3 separate regions of the Homo sapiens genome follow, and all the other regions are linked to region 1. A link is a loop called in an ENCODE intact Hi-C map of the cell type or tissue named here. Cell type or tissue: GM12878. All regions are shown on one strand.

The links. A loop is a pair of places that touch in the nucleus more often than their neighbours do. Peaks named below come from ENCODE experiments on the same cell type or tissue, not always from the same donor. Only the 100,000 strongest peaks of a DNase experiment are listed, where the experiment ranks them.
Region 2: a loop joins it to region 1, with 4 times the contacts of the local background. A loop is called at or near these places in 7 of 110 quality-filtered maps.
Region 3: a loop joins it to region 1, with 5 times the contacts of the local background. A loop is called at or near these places in 15 of 110 quality-filtered maps.

The regions. Positions count from the first base shown.
Region 1 is chr3:143,671,140-143,679,139 of GRCh38, reverse strand. All of the region lies in intron 5 of SLC9A9 (solute carrier family 9 member A9), which reads left to right. Among named protein-coding and RNA genes, the nearest start is that of SLC9A9, 170 kb to the left of the region's middle. In GM12878, a CTCF peak has its summit at 4,589; a DNase peak (open chromatin) is centred at 4,599; H3K4me3 peaks cover 512 bases; H3K27ac peaks cover 744 bases.
Region 2 is chr3:143,428,985-143,436,984 of GRCh38, reverse strand. All of the region lies in intron 12 of SLC9A9 (solute carrier family 9 member A9), which reads left to right. Among named protein-coding and RNA genes, the nearest start is that of SLC9A9-AS1, 91 kb to the right of the region's middle. RefSeq lists an enhancer at 6,564-7,084. In GM12878, a CTCF peak has its summit at 3,026 (motif pointing left); no DNase peak of the experiment used is centred here.
Region 3 is chr3:143,056,732-143,064,731 of GRCh38, reverse strand. It overlaps U2SURP (U2 snRNP associated SURP domain containing), which reads right to left. Exons shown (of 28, transcript NM_001080415.2): 28 at 4,007-8,000. Among named protein-coding and RNA genes, the nearest start is that of CHST2, 59 kb to the left of the region's middle. RefSeq lists an enhancer at 3,513-3,582. In GM12878, no CTCF peak of the experiment used is centred here; a DNase peak (open chromatin) is centred at 3,641; H3K27ac peaks cover 830 bases.

The DNA of each region.
Region 1 (8,000 bases):
TGTTTGTTTGTTTTCCTAATTTGCTTTTTTTTACTGCTGTGTGTAGCCGCCCATTGCCAGATTTGCTGCACTCTTCCCACCCCCCTCACCTCTTTCCCACCCCTCTCACCTCTTTCCCACACACATCAATCCAAAACAGTGCTCCTTCTCCCTGGGGATTTCTCATGGCTTTTGTTGTTATTAGTTTCAATTCCACTTTTCTCTATATACTTTCTTCATCATTGACTTTGTGGAGGAAAGCAGTAGCCGATGCTATTATAGTTCACCATCTTGGTGATGAGAAGAAAGCTTTCATGAAAATTCTACTTTCCTCCAATTCATACAAAAATTTAAGGTAATTTCAATGAAAACTTACCACTTTAAACATTGAAACTGGATAAAATTATCTTAAAGCTTATAAAGTGGAATAAAACCATGAGGTAACCTACCTAATCAGATGTAAGAATATACTACAATGCCATTATAATCAAATCAGTGTGGTATTGGCCTAGGAAGCACAAGACCAGTAAAAAATAATAGATGATCCAGACACAGATTTCATTGAAAAATGATAATCTGACAGAGGTGGTCTTTCAATTCAATGGGGAAATGATGGTTTATTTAACAAATGGTACTAGCACAATTCACTGGCTATCCATTTAGATTATAAAATTGAACACATATAACCATTTACAAAAATATATTTAGAAGAATTAAAATGTAAATAATGAAATTTTAAAAAACTACTGCAAGAAAATCTATAAATCTATATCTATAGATTAAGGATATAGAGACTCTTCTTAACAAAGAATGGAAAACCAGAATCCATAAATATAGATATATTTGAAGATATAAAAAGAAAATACATTTAAGTGGAAAAGACACCATAAACAGTCAATAGATAGGCAACACACTGGGGAAAAATTATTAAAATACGAAGGACAGAATATTACTATTTTTAATACACAAAGAACACTTTAAAATGACAATCTGGAAGTAAGTAACGGAAACACTGACAAAGACTATGAAGAGGCAGGCTGGGCGCGGTGGCTCATGCCTGTAATCCCAGCACTTTGGGAGGCTGAGGCGGGTGGATCACGAGGTCAGGAGATCCAGACCATCCTGGCTAACACGGTGAAACCCCGTCTCTACTAAAAATACAAAACATTAGCTGGGCATGGTGGCAGGCGCCTGTAGTCCCAGCTACTTGGGAAGCTGAGGCATGAGAATGACACGAACCAGGGGGGCAGAGCTTGCAGTGAGCCGAGATTGTGCCACTGCACTCCAGCCTGGGCGACAGAGCGAGACTCTGTCTCAAAAAAAAAAAAAAAAAAAAAGACTCTGAAGAGGCAATTCATAGACACACAAATCCACTTGTTCCACAAATGTAAAAAGTTATTCAAACTTCCAAGAAGTCATGGAAATGTAAATTAAAGTAACAGCATATCATTTTACCCCTAACAGTTTGGCAACAATTATAATACCAAGTAACAGTCATTGCTGGCAGGGTTGCAGGAAAGAGTGGACTTTTACACATTTCTAGAGAACATTTAAATCATTAACAGACTTCTGGAAAGTAATTTGGCAAAGCTATTATACCTTAAAATATACAGCCCCTTTTGACCCAGCAATCTGACTCCTGGGAGGCTATCTCACACAAGTAAAACCACCAGTTCTTAAGGATATATGAACAAGAATGTGTACTGCAACATTTTTAAGATGATAGATTGTAGGACATCTACACAATATTGTATGTCTATTAAAAAAATAAATTAGTGCCCTTCCAGTTAACTTGAGAGTTTTCCAGCAGGCATTGTTGACTATTAAAGTAAATGCAAAAATGTATATAAAAATATGATTCACATTTTTAAAAGCAGTGGTGACCCCTATAAATTTATGTGTAGATAACCCCCATGCATATCTGTGTGTAACTTTTATATTGAAAAGTGGGACTTGTGAGGTATAGGCACAGAAAGTGCTTTTTTTTCTTCCAGTCTCCCCTTAAAATATTGTGTGGGACTACTACTTTCCGACTTGCTGGATAAAAATATTTGGTTTGTGAGTTGTAATCACAGACTCAACTCAGCAATGAACATGTGCAGTCCCATGTAATAATGGCAAAGCGAGAGTCAAACAGTAATCCACTGTGTCCCCAAACTCCATGTGTGTCATCTTAAGCTGTCTGATGGTCTAGGGAAGTCTCTTTTTACAGGCTTGAGATGTGCAAACAACCCTCCCCATGTGGGAGTTCAGATTTACAACTCACAAGTAGTAAAAGAACTCCCTTCACAGATCTTAACCTCTAGTCTAGGATCTTTCACATTCTTAAATGGCAGAGAGGTTCAATGGAGTCATGTAACTGGTTTTCAGACACGTGCTGGGTTTTTTTGTTTTGTTTTGTTTGTTTTTGTTTGTTTGTTTGTTTGAGAAGGAGTCTCACTCTGTCCCCAGGCTGGAGTGCAGTGGCGTGATCTCGGCTCACTGCAACTTCCGCCTCCTGGGTTCAAGCGATTCTCCTGCCTCAGCCTCCCGAGTAGCTGTAACTACAGACACACGCCGCCACGCCCAGCTAATTTTTGTATTTTTGGTAGGGACAGGGTTTCACCATGTTGAGCAGGATGGTGTCGCTCTCCTGACCTCATGATCCGCCCTCCTCAGCCTCCCAAATTACTGGGATTACAGGCATGAGCCACCACACCCAGCTGCTTTTAAGATTGTACATCTCACTACATAACATGTGTTTTTGTTTGTTTTGTTTGTTTGTTTGTTTTTGCTTTGTTTCTCATTTTAAACATCTAATTTAACATTGTTACAAGTGTGTGTGTAATTGTTATAATGAGAATTTTAGTATAAAGAGAAATTGGTAGGACATATACTAGGTCAGGTGTCCCCAGCCTCCCGGGCCACAGACGGGTACAGGTCTGTGGCTTGTTAGGAACCAAGCTGCACAGCAGGAGGTGAGTGGCAGGCCAGCCAGCATAACCACCTGGGCTTTACCTCCTGTCAGATCAGCGGCAGCATTAGATTGTCATAGAAGTGTGAACCCTATTGTGAACTGCGCATGCGAGGGATCTAGGTTGTGTGCTCCTCATGAGAATCTAATGCCTGATGAGCTGAGGTGGAAGTTTCATTCCGAAACCATCCCCACCTCGCCCTCCTCCCCATCCCCCACGAGAAACCTGTCCCTGGTGCCAAAAACATTGAGGACCTCTGTACTGCGTTGTAAAATTGGGTTACTTGGGGAGAGAGGAGATATGAGTTTAAGAGAGGAAGAGGTGGAAAAAAGAGAGACATACCAAAAAGGAAAAGAAAAAAGACTATTAAAGCAAACGACTAAACAAAGAGTATGCATATTATGATCATATTTATGGATTTATGTGGAAACACATCTGTACACTTGAAAACTTCAAAATTTCATAAAAATGAGAAAATAACCAATCATTTTTATATGATATTAGTAAATCACTCTGAAGTATAATGAGAAAATCTTAAAGGAAAATCTTCAAACTCAGTATGATATTGTGTCTGCCGTGAAGTGAAAAAAGAAATGAAAATCAATGACTTCTCATATTACATGTAAGTCACACATCTCTGCTTGCTCCAGTAGCTAAAGTGTGCTAAGAATCCCAAGTGCTTGATGAAGCCCTGAGCCCTCGTTGTTGGCTTTCATAAGGAGACTACTACTGGCTCATGTTAATTGAATTTAGAAAATTTACTGTGGATTATCCTGTCTGGTGCCTAAATTAAATGCATGGATGATAATTCATTTACTGAAATTAGAAGCCAGGAGGAATATAGATACAAAGTCAAAGTCTCTGTTTAGCTAATGTTTTGCCCAACCAGCCTGCACTTGACAAGTGTCATAGCACTATGCTATTTTTATTATTGGGAGTTAGGAGACCTCAGGTCTAGTTCAATCCCTGTTACTATGCACAAGGCATATTTCTGATGTGCAGGGAAAATTCAAGGTGGCCACTTAAGCTTTCTAGGCCTTATTTGCCTAATATATTCCTAGAGGAATTAGATGATTTTTAAGATTACTTCTTGCTCTATATTAGTAGGTTCTCCAATGTGAGTGAACGTAAAACTCACTTGGAGAGTCTGAAAGTACTAATTAGGGGGTTCTGCCTCCTGAAATTCTGATTCCGTAGGTCCAGGGTCAAGTCCAACACCCCATTTCTAACAAGTGTCTCGTTGATGCTAGTAGCACTAGTCCACAGCCCCGATGAATATAAAAACTGAATGAAATATTTGCTTTTCTGAGTAAATGTCAAGAATTATTGAGATGAAGGAGGCTTGGAACTGATATTTTTAATCTGAAATAGATATCATTTATTGCACTGGTAGAACCTGTATGTAATTTCAAGGGTGCACATCTTACCTTTTATTATAATTATAATAAACTTCCCTTATCATATAGTTCCTCCTCAGAGAATGTGAACTGCAGGAGTCCTAGTTCCCAGTAGAAAGTGCTGTTAGAAAACCTCTGAGATTTCTACCTCTGGGAGTAGTATCCTCTTGAGATGCCACCAGCTCTGATGTCTCTTGTTTGTCTCCCTTGCCCAAATAAGCTTTCCTAGCATGTACTACCTAAAATCACGGCTAGGTGTCGCTCTAATTCTGGGGCGCACCGGTTTCAAGGGGAAGTGTGAACCAGGGCGCTGGCACTGCTCGTGTGTTTATGGGTGAAAGCATCTAAGAGAGGCCCTGTGAAATTGCCTGCATAAAAGGATCACAGTTAGGGATGTCTCATAAACTAATCCCAAGAGGAGCCTTCCACTAAAAATAAAATAAGCACGTAATAAGGGTAGAAAAATTTCCTAAAAATGAGGTTGGGATTGGTGGTCAGAGCGTCCTGGATATCAAAAGTGTCAGTTCATTAAGGCAAGATTAGTGTCATGGGTGAATGGAGCATCACAGTTTAATGCTTTAACTTATTGGAACCTCACTTTCCACTTCCTTAAAATAGAGACTATCAAAACAAAACAAAACAGAAAGTACCTTCCATTTCTTCAAAGAATTTTTGTCAGATCAAATGAAGAGCTGTATGGAAAATTATGTGTAAATTGCTAAGTGTTTTAAAACACATTTTTATTAGCAGTGAATTCTTCTCAGGCACTTTATTGGATTTTTAGATAACACTATCATGATATTCCTATTTATTCCTGAACATAAAATTTCCAGATACCATTTTCTTCCTACATGACCATAATTAAAGAATTTGTTTTCTTATGTTTTCATTACTTGTCCATCCACTTCCACGGTAAATCTCAAATGTAAAGAGACTAAAAAGAAAAAATTAATAAAATTATATTTATCCTCATGTGGAATTTCTGCTTTTTGTAATAGCTACTATACACTTAAATATTTAAAATTTAGAATATTTTCTCCATGTTTCCAGATGCTGCCCCCCTAGACATATTGAACATTAGGAAATGTTGTCAGAAAGTCTTTTCTACTAGTCTCTGTTTTGGATTATCTAGATCATAGTTCCTCTGATAGAATAATCAATATTATTAATATTATTAATTAACAATATAATTAATAAGTATGGTCTTGCTGGCCTTTTATGCCCTGCCCTCCCACCCTTCCCTACTCCATCCTACCCCAACCATAAATTATAAAGCCAAATACAGATTTGTATTTGGATTGGTATTTCACTGATATTTCAAACCAGTTCCACTCCTTCTCTAATTAAATGTGCATTTTCTTTGTGATTTGACTGCCAGTCTACACCCTAAGTCACCATCTATACCTTATTGCAGGTAATTCGTGTCGACAATCATCACTAACCATAGCCATCCTCTCACTGAGTGCATGGACACAGAATATGCCTTCTCGTCCAGCTTCTCATCCTGCAGGGCTCCTATGGGTGGGGTTTTCCCTGTATGAATTCTCCAACTTGGCAAAATGATGATTACTGTCCCCTCGCCATAATCAGATAGAAGCACTGGAGAAATGTATAGCATTGAGTTTTCATCTTTTCTATTATTAACACTTTGAGGAAATAAGAGTCTTCCAAAATGAAAGGCATTTCTATACACTGTACTTGCAAGTCATTATTTTCATTTAACATTTAAGTAGTAGGAATAAAAGCCACCTTTATCCTTTAAAGTTTGCTGTAGTGTAACTATTGCAGAGGCACATGAACTATCTTACCTTTGATGGTGTTGATAATCTGAAGCCCCTTTCTATTTGGGGTTACTATGGTTACGGCTGCTCAGGTGATGTGTGAGCTGCACTGCTGTTTTGATAAAAATAGGTATTAACTACCAGTCATAGTGCTTTTCATTTCATAGCAGTTCTTGTAGAAGCACAGCATATTTTTTAAAGGTTGGGGGGAGAAATGCCTTTTCAAAGACTTATGTGGGAACATCTGCATAAATAATGGTGATTGGTCATGTGTATAAAAATATTTTTAATTAAATTCATTTTAATTAAACAGGGCATTTTGCTGAATCCTTCTCTGTTATTTGCACCAAGCTTAGCCTTGAGGAAGATGGCTGATTAACAGACCCAAGAACCTATAATTAAAAGCAGGACTGTTATTTTTGGAGAAAAGCCTCTTCAGTAAGGATGACTTAATTGGGCTGTCTCTCATATTTTTCATTCATCGTGGAACTCCAGGTTTAAATATTTAATTTTTCTAACACCGGAGAAAGATTACTCACATTGGCATAATCAGAAAAGTTTTTATTTTTCAGTTTTGTTTTCCTTCAGTTTCTCTGATCATGCTCTCTAATCACTGTTGTGTTTCAATATTTAATTGTGTTCTTCATTGATTTCTTTTGTTTGGATCACATCTTTTTAAAATCATGGATATTGTTCTTTTTCACCTTCTGGCCCTCTCTGCCTCTGCATTTAGTTTTAGCCTATATTACACTTGTGGTTTCTCATCACTGGTGTTATCAATATTCTACACAAGAATTCAAGAGAAAACGGAATAATTTTCTATTCACAGACAAAAAAAAAATTTAAGATGTAATTGACAAAGTAGTTCCTTCAGTACCAGGGCTGGCTTAGAGAACAAAGACAACATTCATTTAATATCGGCTAAGCAGGAAGAGATCAAGATGGTTTTATGCCATATTATAAACAGCAAAAAATGCTCTCATATAGTATAAAGTTTGTGTTCCTGAATTATTTGCTCTGTCATCTATAAAGAAAGTTGGATGACTCTACTTTTAGCATCTAATATTTGGTAGAGAAAGATTGCATTGGTATTGCTGTGAGAGAACAGAAGCAGTAAGAGATATTCATATGTTTTCATTGAATTCCAAGGGGGGAGAAATTACACCTCAGAGGGAGTCAGAGGATGTTAGACCAGAGTACCTCCCACTGAAGCCAGCAGGCTTCTAGAGAGCACAGACGTATCAGCCATTTTTACTATGCAATCTGCATTTCAAACCTGCACACAGTGTCATTTAACAGTACTTGGCTGTATTTTCTGTGTCTTTACAATTCAGTGTTAAGCACAATGGAATAGCATCAGTTTAAAACCCTCTACATAAACCTATGTCTGTAAAACTCCATCATATAAACCTCAATTCTATTCTTGAGCAAATTTACTCAGAAATAAAAATAACAGCTTTGATTTATATTGTTTGACTCTTTCAAAGAGCTCAAAGAGCTTCTACAGACAGTATTTCAGTTATTTTCACATTGTGTTCTTGGGTAGAGAAGACCCATTTCTTAGGTGAAATAATTGAGGTGCAGCAAATTTTAAGATTATCTCAAGGTTTCACGGCAAGTTAATGAAATATAGGTATGGAAGCTAGGAATTCTGTTTCCTTAGATTTCTAGACTGTGTTTTTGCTAGATACTAAACACTAACATCTATCTGAAAAAAAAACTGACTTTTGCTAACTTGCAGCCAGCTTAAAATTATTGAAGCAATGGCTGTACTTGAATCAATATGTAGAAGCAACCCAAAGCCACGGATTGGCAGCAAATTAAAAGCTCCATCTGAATACGTCTACTAGAGAGTATGTTATCTAGTGATAGCAGCCATTAACTAAATG
Region 2 (8,000 bases), 240 kb after region 1:
AGGGAAATCTAGCTCAATGCCTGGTTATACATAATCCAGGGAGTGAGGGAAGGCCTTGAGAAGAAAGTGACTTCTGAGTGGACACATCAAAGAAAAGTAAGAGTTAACTCAGAGAAGGAAGGCTTCAGGAAGACCCCACCTAGGCAGAGTGGCAGTGCTGACAAAGACACAGCCAACTCATCCCAGCTGAGGACACTCATTTCCCTGTGATGAGCATTTGCCTTCTCTCTTGCTGGTCCATTAGGAAACACACCAGCTGACCTCTAGATTGGAGCTGGCCAGCCAGAATGCATTTATACCTAATTAGTCACAAATTACAGTCCGTAACAAGGCAATGTTTTATTTTGCTGTATTGTACCAAAATCCAGGACAGCCTCACTTTCACAGTTTCTTCTTCCATCTGTACCAGGAAGAAGGCAAGACTTTGCCTCTGATCTGATTTTCACAAATCATCTGACCAAATTGGAAGGGACTCATTAGAACAGAACAGTAACTCACCTATCAGTTTCTGATGGACTGAACGAGATCTGGCTGAGGCTGTTTTGCAATTATAGCACTTTCCAGCTGAAGGCCTCAAAATGTTTTGTGAGCAGTGATGAGCAACAGGGCCTCCTAGTGCTAATACTAAGTGCTCTCATAATAAATTTTCACCGTCAACGTCTGGCTCATTAGCCTGTTAGGGCAGGAGAGGGGGCATGCCTGTGAGAAGGAGGTCATGCGGTGACCCTGCCAGCAGTAGGACTGGACCACTGCCCAGTGCTCGCAAGACGAGGTCGCATGTGGAAGTCTCGTGGAGGTTCAAGCCCACTTCTCCCGGTACCAGTGGACACCCCCAGCCCTGATGTCCGGACAGGTACTGTGAGGGCTGATTTGATGGAACTCGGAGCAAGAGAAGAGCAGAAGGGCAGAAGGAAAGGCCTGATCTGAGGATGAGGAAGGGTGGAGAAACATGGGTTGGGCCCATGGGACTGGTTAGATAGAAAAGCTGGGTAAAGGATTGTTGTGTCTGTAATTTTCCTTTCTACATGATTTCTCCTAGTTCTGTCACTGGCCCAGGCAGCCCCTGCAGGGAGGGTAGCAATCCTGTTTTGTGTGTAACTCTGTTAACCCTCCAGGTGTATTACTGAGTTGGCAGAGCAGAGTGGAGAGGAGGACACTTGTGTACTGTTTCAGGCTGTGTGGCACTAAGCTAGGGGGCTTTGGGGAGATGTCTCAGTGGGGCTTCCTATCACCCCACAAATCCTGCCACTGAACTGGCTGCTTCTGAAACCCACCCCAGCATACATTCCTCTCATTCCAAGGCCCCATATCACCCAAAAAATTTGATGTCATTGATTCCTACCTTTAAGATAACATAGTGAAAGTCTAACGTGTCAGGCAATGTGTTGGATTCAAGGTGAAGACATTTTTCCTTGCTCCCACTTTTCTGCATTTCCCAATTTTCTGTAATGAGTCAGTAATTTTTTGAATAGTAAAGTTTGCCATAGAACTATAACTGGAAGTGAAAATATATAAGCCACATTTTAATAGTTTTGAAGAACTAAATTACTTTTCTTAAGTATTTAAAGCTTGTTTACTTTGAAAACTTTGACTTTGTTACCTACTTCACTAAGAAACACAACGCCATTGGACCCAAGGGCTCTCACTATCGACCAATGCCTTTCCTCCAACTCAGAGAATCAGGTGAATTGGGTTTATAGTGCAAAAGAAACTTCTTTAAAATTCAAAAACAAACCAGTCATGAGTTCTGGCTACAAGATGCTTACAGTATAACCAGGTAGAAGAGAAAAGGCATACGAAAATACAATTTTTTGTAATATAAAATATTAGATAATATTTTATAAAATATAAGACAAAATTGAGAAGGATAAATACTTTAAAAGAGGTCTTGATAAGGTCAAGGGATGCCAGCAGAAGCCATTTTCCCCCAGCTGATGGATGGAAAAGCTTGATGACGGCGGGGCGTGAGAGCCCTGCCTGAGAGAAATCAGGGCCTGGGCTGCAGACAAGGTAGATTTGGGCAACCAGGGAATAGGTTAAAATGAGCAGCGGCAGGGAGGTCAGAAGGGGCTCGTGGGGTGGACCACATGAGCTTGATTAGGATGAAGTAAGGGAGACATGAAGAAAAGGAGGTGAGGTTGAGAGAGCTGAATGTGGAGAGGTAATGGAGGACGATGGGGACTAGGCTGAGGGATTTAGTTCCCCAGTCAGGGGAGCTATACCTGAATCAAACTGATCCAGCAGCAGAGGTTAGCATGGACCAGGGTGGAAAGAGGCATTTATGAGACTGAATCCAGGTGAGATAAGATGACCTAGGGCAGTAGCTGTGAGATGGGGGGGATGGGCCGGAGGTGTTTCAGAGGCAGCATAGGCGTATTCTGGAGAAATAAGGAGTGGAAAGGATTCTCTTTTCCAGCCTGTGCCCTCAGACTGGCTGAAGCTGGCATGAAGGGGCTACGGTGGTTAGAAGTTGCAATCGAACACTGGAAAGGAAAATTACAGGTTGCTCTTCCAGGAGGACTTCTTCAGCCCAGAGGAACTGCAGGAGTTGCCAGCATAATGAAATCTAAACAGGGAATTATCAAATAAGCAAAAAGGATAACCCATGAGGTTTCTTTTTTTTCCTTCTGCCCCTCTTTCTCTTTTAAGTTATTCATCACTAAATATCTATGAAGCAGTTACATTATATAGGAAACCAAAGGAACACAATTTAACACCTAGTTTCTGTCATCGAATGATTTTCAATATATTTGCAGACAGAACTGTATTCACATGTCTGCATACCATTGCACACTTTAGTTCACGAGCCACCTTGAGAAAGATGCTAGGACTTGAGCTGTAAACATTGCCTAAATTAAGGGAAATTTAGTGTTTGGGGGGTATTATTATACAGTGCTACTATGTGCCATATACTTTACTTTTCATCTTATTGTGTCCATTTTAAAGATAAGGACACTGAGACCCAGAGAGATGAAGTTAAGAGGTAGGTGACAGAGCCAGGAAAGCTTCATCCAAACCACAGCGCCCCCTAGAGAGGTAGACAGTGAAAGGCAAGTCTTCCTCATAAAAACCTGGCATGCAAAGGTATAGAAGATATAGGTTATCTATACTTCAAAACCATCAGAATTCGAAAGGTTTCATATGCACCTTCCAGCTTACTTTCCAGTTGGTTCTAATAAAGTTTTCTGAGACTCCTTTCTGAAAGATTCTGCTGCTGTCAGGAATCTGCATATTTCCTCAAGATTTGGAGCTGGGTAGGACAAGATAGAAACACGAATAGAACATAAGTTAATTGCTTTCTGGAGTATGTTTCAGAGTCAGTGTATTTCCCATGGTGTTCTGTATGCCTGCCTCCTGGGCTTAAAGGGTTAACAGAACACCCCCACCTTTTATAATATCACCAGATCTCGATTAATCTGGCAAATGCTATAAATCAAGGGACAGTGTGAAATTGAACACTAAATGTATTGGACGTTATTATAAAAAGAGAAATTGGATAATTTCTACTCATTTCTATCTGAAAATGAAAAACTGCCAGGGTAATGAATCTCCTTGATCTGCTGAAGTGCTTATCAGTTACAAAGTACTTTTCCACTGAAGAGATAAGCAGAGTCAAAACACACAAAAAAATCACAATTTTTTGAATGAAAATAAATCTTCATGCTGTTTGTGGGATAAATTCCCCCCAAAGAACCCAGCAACCATCTCTTTTAAAAAGCTTCAAAGTCGATAGGATTTCTTATTGCCCTGAAACACGTCAGGAAACTAAAGAAAACTTTGTTACATGAACTGTCCACCCTTCCATGAAATCAAGAGCAAACTTATCAAGATTGATTTCTGTCATCAAGTGCAGTTAGATTTGCATAAAAGGGTTGGCCAAAAAGATATATCTAAATAACCTTTCATTGTTAAGGCTAACCTCCCTTTCACTGTTAAGTTCAAAGGAAGGAAAGTTCTTTGAAACACCACCAGGGCTGATTGGTGCTGCTGGTCTAATCAGAGCATGTTTTGAGTCCAAAGGTAAGAAATGCCTTCAGTTGGAATAAAATGCAGGCAAGAGGCCAGGCGCAGTAGCTTATGCCTGTAATCCCAGCACTTTGGAAGGCCAAGGTGGGGGGATCATGAGGTCAGGAGATCAAGACCATCCTAGCTAACATGGTGAAACCCTATCTCTACTAAAAATACAAAAATTAGCCGGGTGTGGGGGTATATACCTGTAGTCCGAGCTACTTGGGAGTCTGAGGCAGGAGAATCGCTTGAACCTGGGAGGCGGAGGTTGCAGTGAGCCAAGATCACGCCACTGCACTCCAGCCTGGCAACAGAATGAGACTCCGTCTCAAAAAAATAATGTGGGCAAGATCAGCCAGGTGGCCACCATTCTAGGGGGAAGAGAGCCCTTCAAATACTGATTCCAGGGCAGCCTGCTTGTTTTAACAACCTTTTCTCGGTAAAGCTCTCCAAACCCTGGAACTGTTCCAGTTTTCCTTTTCTGCATGAAGTAGGAATGTGATTGTAATGAGATAGTTTTTCAGAAATCAGTGTTGCAGTTCTCATTTTTCCTGTATTTGATAATACTTGCCCTGTGCCTATTAATGAGCCTAGTCTAGTTGAGGTAACTGGAATGGGCAAAGAGTTTACTGCACTGAGAACCTTTCCAGGGCCTGTTCCCACTACATACATCATCAGGAGCTGAGAGAGTTTAGAACATAGTAATTACCCGGTGTGTAGTCATCTTATACAAATCAATTTATTCACACACTTAACAAATACATGTGTGCCAAGCACTGTTCTGAGCATTTGAAATAAACAAAAATGCCTGTGCTCAGGGTGTTTTCATTTTGGCAAGAGAAAATAAGCCGTGAGAAATTAGCTTAACAAATGGGCAAATTATATAGTATATCAGGTGATAAGTGGTACAGAAAAAAAAATTGAGCAGAGGAAGAGAGAATGGAGGCTGGGTTATAGGGATGGGATTGGGCTGTGATTTGAATTAGGTAGTCCAAGTAGGCCTCACTGAGAAGTTATCTCTTGAGTAAAGACTGGGAGGAGGAAGAGCATTTTAGCAGTGGCAATAGCTTATGCAAAGACTGTAAGGTGAGATGTACCTGGCAAATTGGAGGAACATCAAGTGGGCCAGTGAGGCTGAAGGGTGAGCATGTAGGAGAGTAGGAGGGGCTGAGTTTAGAGAAGTAAGAGGGGTGGGAAGATCATACAGGGCCTTATAAGCCATTGTAAGGACTCGGCCTTTCACTTTAAGAATTGGGTCACGAGGTCGGGAGATCAAGACCATCCTGGCTAACACGGTAAAACCCCATATCTATTAAAAATACAAAAAATTAGCCGGGCATGGTGGCGGGTGCCTGTAGTCCAGCCACTCAGGAGGCTGAGGCAGGAGAATGGCCTGAACCTGGGAGGCGGAGCTTGCAGGGAGCCAAGATTGCACCACTGTACTCCAGCCTGGGTGACAGAGCGAGACTCCATCGCAAAAAAAAAAAAAAAGGTGGGGGCAGCTACTGGAGGATTTCGCAACAAGGGATGTGATCTAACTGGCAATTTGAAAGAACTCCTCTGCTGTCTTGAGAATACACTGTATTCTACAGGGAGGCAAAGGTAGGGGCTGAGAGTTGAATTAAGAGATGACTGCAGGAATCTGGGAAAATCAACAAATAATTCATGGTTCTATGTGCTATAGTGGCATAAACGAAGCTGGAGCTCAAAGCACTGTGTGCAACTAGTTCTTCCAGGGAAGGCTTCCCAGGGCTGTGACTTGTGAATTGAAGGAAAGGGACTTAGAGAAGGAAGGCAGATGGCAGGAGGTGAGATGAGAAAGATTTAGGGGCACCAGACTGTGAAAGGCCTTGAGTACCACCAGGACTGATGCCTTTTATAAAGCCAAGAAAATGCCCAACTATGTGGCCTAAACAAATAGGTTCTTATTTTTCTCATGTATTAGGAAACCTAGAGGAAGCAGTCCAAAACTAGTGGATAAAATCAGTGATGAGGCTCTTTTTGTCATCCTTGTTGTAATGGCTTGTGCTGGTTCTAAAGAGTGCTGCTGTGTATCCATGTTGTGGGAAGGAAAAAGGAAGAGAGCAGCATGTCAGGTGAATCTAGCTCTCCCTTTTTTAAATTGGGAAAGCAAATCTCCTAGAAACCCTACCCAACAGACTTCAGCTTGAGTCTGCCTAGCCCAACTGGGTCACGTGACCATGCCCACCTGGAAGGTGGCTCAGCTGAAAGGGTGGTGGATATGGTGTATGTCAGCTAACCAACAGTGCCAACACAAATTCTTAAATCTATCCAATGTGAGTGAAGATGATGCTTCCCCCAGAGGGCCACATGCAGCTTCATTGGCCTCCCCCTCTCAGATCTGGGCTCAGCAAAAGAACAGCTGCTGAAGCACCCACTCTCCACTATGGCTATCACTGCCCTGCCCCTTCCACAGGGCCCCAGGTAGACTAGCTAGGGCCTCCAAGTCCCGCCTTTCCTGCATGCCTGTGAACATCACTGATTCAACAGTAGGGACCAGGCCCTATGCCAGCAATGGAATCTGCCTCTCCATAAGAGAAAGGTGTGTGTGAGTGTATGTAACCCTCAGAATTTCCTTGGGACTCTGGCAGTCACTTCTGTTTTGTCAAAAGAGGTTTCTATCCTCCCCTTCCAAGTGATAAAGCATTAAGACACACAGGCTGGGGGATGGGGTCAGAACTTGTGGCTGTGCATTAATGAGCCCCACTGGGAGTCAGCAAAGCTTGACTTTGGTGGTCACAACCTGTTTTCCTTGATCCCAGGTGCCTATCTCTCTTCACCCTCTTTCCAAATCTGTTCTCCAAAAGGTTCTGATGAAGTCATTAACTTTGAAGTGTAAACAACTGATAAGACTGAAAATGCCCTCTCCCCTAGATGCATTCTTATTCTAATAGCTGTCAAGCCGCTGTGGCTTGAACCTAAACTTGGAATGGGCAGGGCACCAGAGTGGCTGGTTTCAGTTTCTAGCTCTGCCATTCATGATCCAGTGAATCAGTACATCTTTTGGGCTTCAGTTTCTTCATCTGTAAAGTAACAAATTTGAAAGATATGACCTCTAAGGCCCTCCTTGCTCTCCTGGTCTATATGGCCAAGTGAGAGAACACAACTTGACTGTGTACTGACTTCTGGTATTACTAGCGCTTAGCTGCTGTCATGCGTGGCATTGATGCAGAAGCCTCATCCTACACACGCTCTGAGGACTAGGACTCCACACACACTCAGCCTCCCCCTCTGGAGGGGTGATCTCCATCTGGGTGTGCACTCCCCTCCTCTCAGACCTCTGCAAGCAGGTATCTGATGTGCAGAGTGATGGAGAGAAGCTGCCTCTTGGTATCATCCACTAGACTGTGGGCTTGCTGAGAGCAGAGACATGTCTGGTTCACTAAGTGTATGTAAAAATGAACTGCCTGAACTGTGGTTAGAAAGGTAGCAGGGATGGACTTCTCTTTCCACTCTGCTCCTTACAAATAGACTCCGCCAGGCTCTGCCTTTTATCTGTTCTACCTTCTCCCCTCCTTTTCTCTTCCTATTGTCAGGCAAAAGCTGCTTTCACACAGTCCTATTATGACATCTCAAGTTGGACTCTTACTCCATACCTCATCCAAACATCCTCACAGCCTACCATAGCTGCCTGAGTTACCATTTGATTCAGTTCCTAAAGAAATTCCTCTGCTAAATGTCCCATTTATACTAACAATAAATATTTGTAACACATTTTCAAGTGCTCTCATCTACTCTAAGCTCTCCTGGGAGGGGTAATTTCTTTTTTAATTTATAATTGATACATAATTATGCATATTTATGGGGCACAATGTGATATTTCAATGCATGTATACATAGTATCGTGATCAAATCAGGATAATTACCATATCACTTTAACATTTATCATTGTGATGACACTGAAAATCTTCTAGTTATCATGAAATGTACACTTCACCTTTACATGCTGTAGTCACCCTACTGTGTAATAG
Region 3 (8,000 bases), 610 kb after region 1:
TTTAACAGAGAGAAAATACCACCTTACCCAAGACCAGGCAGCTGATCACGTTTACCTTGTCTCCAACACTCTGCAAGGAAAGAACTAAACGTTGCAGAGAAAGTGGAGAATAAATGCATTGCAAGGCAATCAGAAGAGGCAAGTAGGCCAGGGCAAGTCCTCTATTTTCTTCAAAAGTTTATTACATCCTCCTCTATTTTCATCAAAACGGTCTGTTTCACCAGAGGTAAACCATGTTCCATACAGTCATAAGTCATAAGCTTTGCAAGGCCCTCAAGGGTCCTTGGATGTCCAGTGGGTGCTATGCAAGGACATATCAAGTGGGTGCTATGCAAGGACTCTTGACAAAGGGCCCAAGTGTGGAATAAAGAAGGGTATGTATGAGTACACTTGGGCACTAAAATAGCTTGAAGGCTTTTTCCCTATAATCTAAGTTATATATGGACATGTGAGATACAAGGAAAGCTACGAAGTGGTGATTGTGTAGCTAATATTTTGAATTTCACTATGGCACTTGAAGAGAATCACTCACTGGGAGGACAATATCAGTATATATGCTGATTGTTCACCATGAAGAATATTTTAAGATAAACTATTCTAGAAATACACTAAACTCACCTAGACAGTTGAGTTCTGCAACTTATGAATGGCATTATAGGCTCTGAAATATACAGTGGACAGTAATTCTTTACCTTAACACCAAACTGTTCTCTCATTCTTCATACATTATTAGTCATGGTTTTATTACATAATAGGCAAGATAAATAATACTTTTATTACAAAATACATGCAAATAAAGAATATTCTGAGTTTTTACAAGTTCCAGGTCATGTCAGTCATGAGAACAAACAAGCACAAAGATCAGTCCCTGCTTAAAGACTTTCTCTAACCTACCTAATATTTAAGGCAAATTACACATGCTTTCAGGGCAATCAATTCAGAATTAAAACAGTATTTTTAGATGTAAATGTCTCTTGAGAAATACTTGATATTTTTGCTTTGTGGAACTTACACATATATAGTATTTGGCACAGAATTAGACATGCTACGTATTTTTCTGGGGAGAACACATTCTTCAGATAAGATGTATCCAAAGTTGAGGATAAGCATCCTATGAAATATGTAAGCTATACATAATATGTAACTTTGAAATTTACAGTTTAAGTTCATGTTAGCTAAATGTTATTGTGATTAGAAAATATAAAATAGCTACATAGAATGTTTTTTGGCTTTTGATACCTTTCTACATCCTGTGAGAGAGACTGCTTACGTTTCTAGAAGGATATGACAGATCCTTTATTAAAATGTTAGCACGGCCAAAAGCCATCTGAAAAGCATTTTTCTAGAAGTTTTTAATAAACCCCTCACATCCAGTAGCTATTGCACAGTGCAATAAAACAAAATATGCTGAAACAAAAACAATTAGGTCATTTTGCATTGCTCTAAAGAAATACCCAAGGCTGGGCAAATTATAAACAAAGAGGTTTATTTTGGTTCACGGTTTTGCATGCTGTATGGGAAGCATGGTGCTGACATCTGCTTCTGGTGAGGGCCTCAGGAAGCTTAGTCATGGTGGAAGGTAAAGGGAGAACAGGCATATTGCATGGGAACAGCAGGAACAAGAGAGATGGGGGAGGTGCTACGCTCCCCCCAGATCTCATGTGAACTACCACACCAAGCCAATCATGAGGGATCTGCCTCAATGATCCAAACACCTCCCACCAGGCCCCACCTCCAACACTGGGAATATTACATTTCAACATGAGATTTGGAGGGAATAAACATCGAAACCATATCAATCATCTAATACCACCCTCATGTAATAAGAATATTTAGTGGCCTAGGTAGCCAAACTATATAGCAAGGTGCTTATTCTTTCCAAAGACAATGTTTCAGCTATTTGGAGGACGAAAGAGTATTTCTAATCAAAGTTGTGCTCTTCCAGATTTACATTTGTGCAGTTGTGAGAACTCCAAAGAACTTGATGTGTCCTGAGGACGTTACTACAAAGCGGTTAATTTCTGAATTGAATTTAAACTGTAATTTCCTTTCCAAATTCCGTATGGTTTGAACTCTACTCTAAAAGTAATTTTAGGGTACATTTCTTATTCTTGAATAATCTGAAAATACAAACTGTAACTTGCAAACATACACAAAACACAGGAGTTCAGTTGTACTCATAATACTAGCCCTCTTCTTAATTCTTACAGGATTGTTTTCTGTCCACCCATTTTGTGAAAACTGCATACTGCTGCTCTGCTCTGATAATTGTACAGGTTTTTCTTTTACTTTGAACTTTGACAAAGAATCCAGTGCTTCATCACACTTTATACTATTCTCCAGGCTTTTTCCACATATCCCCTATTTCAGCTGTTTACATTTAGATTTTCCTTTATGGGATTCCTCCTTCCAGGAACTTTGGTTAGGGGAATTCACAATAATAAATGACAACTAATAAAAAGTATATTTTAAAATCTATTTAATAGTTTTTCTCATAGGAGATCAAGAATTAAATGTCATCTAAAACACTGGGAAAGCAGATTATGAAGTGGTATTCCATATGCAATAAATATGCCAACATATCACCAACTTTATTTATAAAATCTGTTAACTGAATACAAATCAAGTATAAGGAAATCTTGTAAAGGTATCAGTGCTATGGAATTATACTGTTATTCTTTATCTTGTTTTAGTTATAAGATGTTCCCACCATTAGTTCTCAGGAATAATGAATATTTATCTAAGCACCACTGTATGACAACCCTGTGCCAGTGATATACATGTGATTTCATCCTTTCAATAACCATTCAAGGTTAATATCCCCTCCTTCTAGGTGATAAAAGGGAATAGCTGATACACAAATCCAAATATGACTTCACGGCCCAGGCCTTTCCTCTTCCTTCACCATTGTGCCATGCCACATCTCGTTTGAAAATCAAAAGTAAGTTATTTATTCTAAAACAGTTCGACACACTATGTTTCCTAAGGATGAGAGAAAATAACTTGAAAAAAAATTTAAAAAGCTATTTTTCCTTTCTCTGTGACAAAATGAATAATCAGTGAGTTTACTACATGTCAAAATTTTAAGTTTTCTTTTCATCGGGCAATACATAAAACTAAAAAAGCATTCAAGTATGGTCATCAATAGTACTAATCCACTAAAATATCAAAATCAGTTTGCTTCAAAAGTGTATTTTTTACCCCATGCTATGAAGTGTTGATATCAAAGTACATCATATGTAACCATTAAAGAGAACAGAGAGCACAAAAAGTAGTGAAGACGGTTAAAAAATAAAGAAAGTGGAGTAGTTGGCATATACACTTGGTATTACATGTTCTCTTTTGAAGTTTTTACTCAAAATAGAAAATACTAATGAACCATTTGGGCTAAATCATTTTCAAATTCCATAATATGGAAACTTAAAGAAAAAGTGGGCTTTGTAAAGGAAACAATATACATGCTATAATATGGATGAACCTCGAGGATATTATGCCAAGTGAAATAAAACAGTCGCAAAAAAAGACAAATACTGTATGATTTCACTTATATGTTGTATCTAGAGTAGTCAAATTCAGAAACAGAAAGTAGAATGATGATACTGAGAGACAGGGGAGGAAGAGGGAAATGAGTTGTTTAATGGGTACAGAGTTTCAATTTTGCAACACAAAAAAAGTTCTGGAAATTGCGTAATCATATGAGTATACCTAACACCACTTTGTTAAGAGGTAAATTTTGTTATGAGCATCTTCTCACAATTAAAATAACTAAATGTCATTTTTTAAAAGGACCCAATGATTTGTTAATGTGACAATGACACTGCAGGTATGTTTTAAAAACAAAGTATTTAGAGATACATGTAAGTTGTTATCTGCATGTTTATGGTATGTAAGGTTCACTGTACTATTTTACTTTTGTAGAATGTTTAAAATTTTCCTCAATTAAACAGAATAAAATAACTTTTAAAAAAGGAAACCAATAAGGAAATGAACTTTCCTAACCAAGAGAACCATCTAGCATGAAAACATATGATTATAGTTTAAACATGTAAAGTGTAACATTTTAGCCATAACTGATAAACATGTCACATCACTTATTTCACTTGAGAGAAAGCTGCTAAAAAACTAATTATTAACTGGGCTTGCATCGGAAAAACAATATGGAGAAAATTACATGGACAGTCTAAGTTTGCTATGAAAACAATGTACTTTTATTAATTAAAAGTCAAAAACAACAAAAGGGAAATTTCACAACCTTTGTTTGCAACTATATAATCTTTATGTAGAAAAACTATAAAGTGACAGTCTGATCTGGAAAGCAGCTCAACAATAAATCTAATCCTTACATTAAAAGTAAGTAAATTATAGAATCAGTTCACCCAAAAGAAATTGTCTTGCTGTAGAATATTTTAGCCCAACTGATTTCAACTATATTATTCTCATTTCTGACAAACTGTCTTTCCTGATATTTCAAATCACCAGAGATGTAACAGACAAGAACCCGTTGAAGTAAAAGAATAAAACACAAATACTCCAAGCACAATTACATGTGACATGATGAGTGCATTTAATCTACAATCTACAAAACTATACAAATTACCAATTATACATATAATCCATTTACATTGAAGCTCCATGAGGTGGTACTGAATAAACACTGAGGCATCAAATTTTCAACAATGGAACAAGGCTCACGGAACAGCAGCACATTCCCACCTTTTAGTCTAGCATCACAACACTTCCCCTGGGATTTGTACTTATTTATATATTATCTAAGTCCTAGGAAGTTGGTAACAAAAATTTTAAGTCAAAAGGATAATGAATTAAACACTCCCTAAAATCTATTCTAAAACATGCGTGTGAAATATGAAGAGATCAAGCACTTTGTAAATGTGAGATTTTACAGTCACGTGTTCCTTTAAACTTATACTAGTATCTTCACTAGTATCTGCACAATTTTCTGTAATTAGGCTTTTCACTAAAACTTAATAGAAGAGGAAAACAACAAAGAAAAAAACCTTATTTGTAAACTGTACAGTCTTAGAAAAGTGGTACTATTTATTTTTAAAACCAACTTTCTCTGCTAAAGAAATCACACTGTGTGGTCATCAGAACAGTTTAAGTCACTTTGGCAATACAGAGATTTATTTACCCTTATTTTGAATAACAATAATGATGATGATAAACTATTGTCACGGTCATATAATTTTTCAGAACTTACGCCACCATGGAGGCAAATGTGTACAGAATATTTCTAATAAACCTAAATTTAATCACAGTTAAAATTTCTCAAAAGTATTTTCAAGTGCTCAAGAATATTAAAGTTTGGGGGGAAATACCTAAGTCATAAATAAGCAAGTATTCCCTCCAAGATTCACTAATTGGGATAAAAGTCTCAGGGTAAGCCCACAAGAATGGTCTGCAATAAAGAAAAATCAGGTCTGTGTAGAGTAATTTCTGCCATCTTTAGCAGAAAAGCCAAAAACATTCTGAGCCAAATAAAAGCAAAGATCTTTTGATTCAGCGCCTTTTGTTGTGTTAGTTTTAATTTCTAACTTCTCAACATGTTATAGCTCAGAAATTCCCATATGCTTACTATCTGTAATAAGGAACTATAACGTTAAAGAAAAAATTCAGAGACGTGATCATTTTCCATCATAGGTCTGTCTCTCTTTGGTAAGAAACAGATCAAGACTTACTTATTTTCTCTCACCTACAGAAGAGAGGGGAGTTAAATGTCATTAACCTAGTAAACAATCCCTGTGTATAAACATTAAGTTGGAGGGTAAAGAGCCTAAGTCATGCCCTTTATAAGAACTGTGGAAAACAACTCTGGCACGTAGCTGTGGTAGAGGACAGTAAGTGTCCACAGATAGAACATGATCTTTCCTGCAACTGGAAGACCATGCTTATGAACATTCTAGTCAACCTATAGAAATTTTGCTCTGTAACTTGAGTGTCCTTCAGACAAGAAACATGAATAATAAGCTATTATAAAAATATGGTAGAATATCTTCCCCCTTATAAGTCACCAATTTCTGATCCCATTAAACTTTCATAGAATCCATGGGAGTATTAAGTAGGTTTACTCTAGGTAATTTGTCATGAAGTAAAACTGGAAATAACCTATCTAATAATACCATTTGCAATTCAAGAAAAAAAAATCCAATACAATCTAATATGTACATTAACAAACTTCACAGAATATATATTCTATCAGGCCTAAGAAATCCTCACCCACCCAACCAAAAGAAAGTCAGTTTCACCCACTGTAAGATAAACCATGACACTTGTATCTGGATCCAGAAAAAAAGAACTGCTAAACTCCAATGTAGTAGGAAAAATATTACAAATAAGCACCCAAAACTGACCTAAAATTTTCTACTCAATCCCGCAGGATGTCTTTTTTTGAAGAGAAATAAGCATCCCTTGCAACTTGACTGGAAAGATTATTACCTGACCAATTATTTCTAAGCCTATACTAGAAACCAGTGCAAGATGGAATGCCAAAATCACCACCAACTCGACACGACCGTTATTTTTGCAAAGAAAGGTAGTTATATAAAATTCCATTCTCCCAGGCAATGAGCAGGGGAGAAAAACATGTTACTTTTTAAATGGCTACATTTGTAGGTTTTTGAGTATCAGCACCAAATGTTCACTTTTAATTATTCTGAACAAATTTTTAGGAATTAATGTTTCCTAACAAAATGGACTAACAAAACAGTGAATAAGGAAATAACTTTCAAGCAATATTTGCATGCTGATAAGAACCATTAAGTAAAACAGTGATTGGCTCATTTCCAAAGCTACTGTAGGTGTGCACCGTTTGGAAATAGTGTATCTCACTGCTCAGCTAATATAGGAACTCTCCAAACCATGGGTGCACATCTTATTTTGTGACTAGGCAAGATTAAGTAAAACAAGTTGAAAAGATTTTTTTAAAAAGCAAGCTAAATCAAAATAATCCATTGTTAGAATAGTTTTCTACTTTCTCTTTTAGGGAGGAAAAAAAAAACCCATCAAACCAGTGTATGAAGTGCCTACATAAAAAACTGAAATCAAGATTCACAAATAATAGTGTCAGTTCAATTCTACATAACCCTTTATTATATTTATAGCAGTATTATGACCAACATTACACAAGTTTTATTTCTTCCTCATACCGTAGCAAATTTATTTTCATAATAGAGTTCAACTCTGCAAATGGTTTAAATCAACTTTTTGCACCTTGAATTTACAAACCATTAGATACGAAGTTTCCTGAAAAACATTTTATTTTTAAATTTTACTTAAAGCTATAACTAAACCCAAGTCTCTTGGGAGTGGGGGGGGACCAACTAAGCTGTTTAAACACAAACTTATAAAAAATATTCTGATGCCAGTGTTTGAAAGATAGCCTACAGAAGATTATAAAAGGTCAACGATCATACAAGAGAATTCTATGGCCAAACCTTGTTAGAAAATTTGTTTTACAAATAAACTTCTTTCATAATAGAAGAGGAAATGAAAAGATATTTAATTTCCCCCTAAAAGTAAGTAGTTGCTCAGAACATGGGTTGGATGTATGGAAATCATATTGCTTCTGTGAAAAAAATGTTTTAGCCAGGCATTCCACTAACAAAACGCCATGCCATATCTACCTAGTCTTTGATATCTGGGTATTAGTATTACCCAAGAGAAACTTATCAAAAGCAAATGGTTAGCAAACCACCAAATAGGAGTCTCAGGTCCCTTAATTTGGATAGTCATCTTAGTAAATATAAAACTTAAGCTACTTGAACACTGGGGCTTATAAAGTGCATCAGGTATAAGAAGCACAACAGTAGTGTGAAACTCAGTAGGACTTTAAGGGACTTAATATCACCGGTGGGGCAAAAAAACAACATTATAGTTTTCTGTTCAGATTTTATTTGAAATCTAATTCAAATTGTCAAAGCTACAAAAGGGGGGAAGACATCTGTATTATTTTTGCTAAGTCACAACATCCTAAAACAAAATAC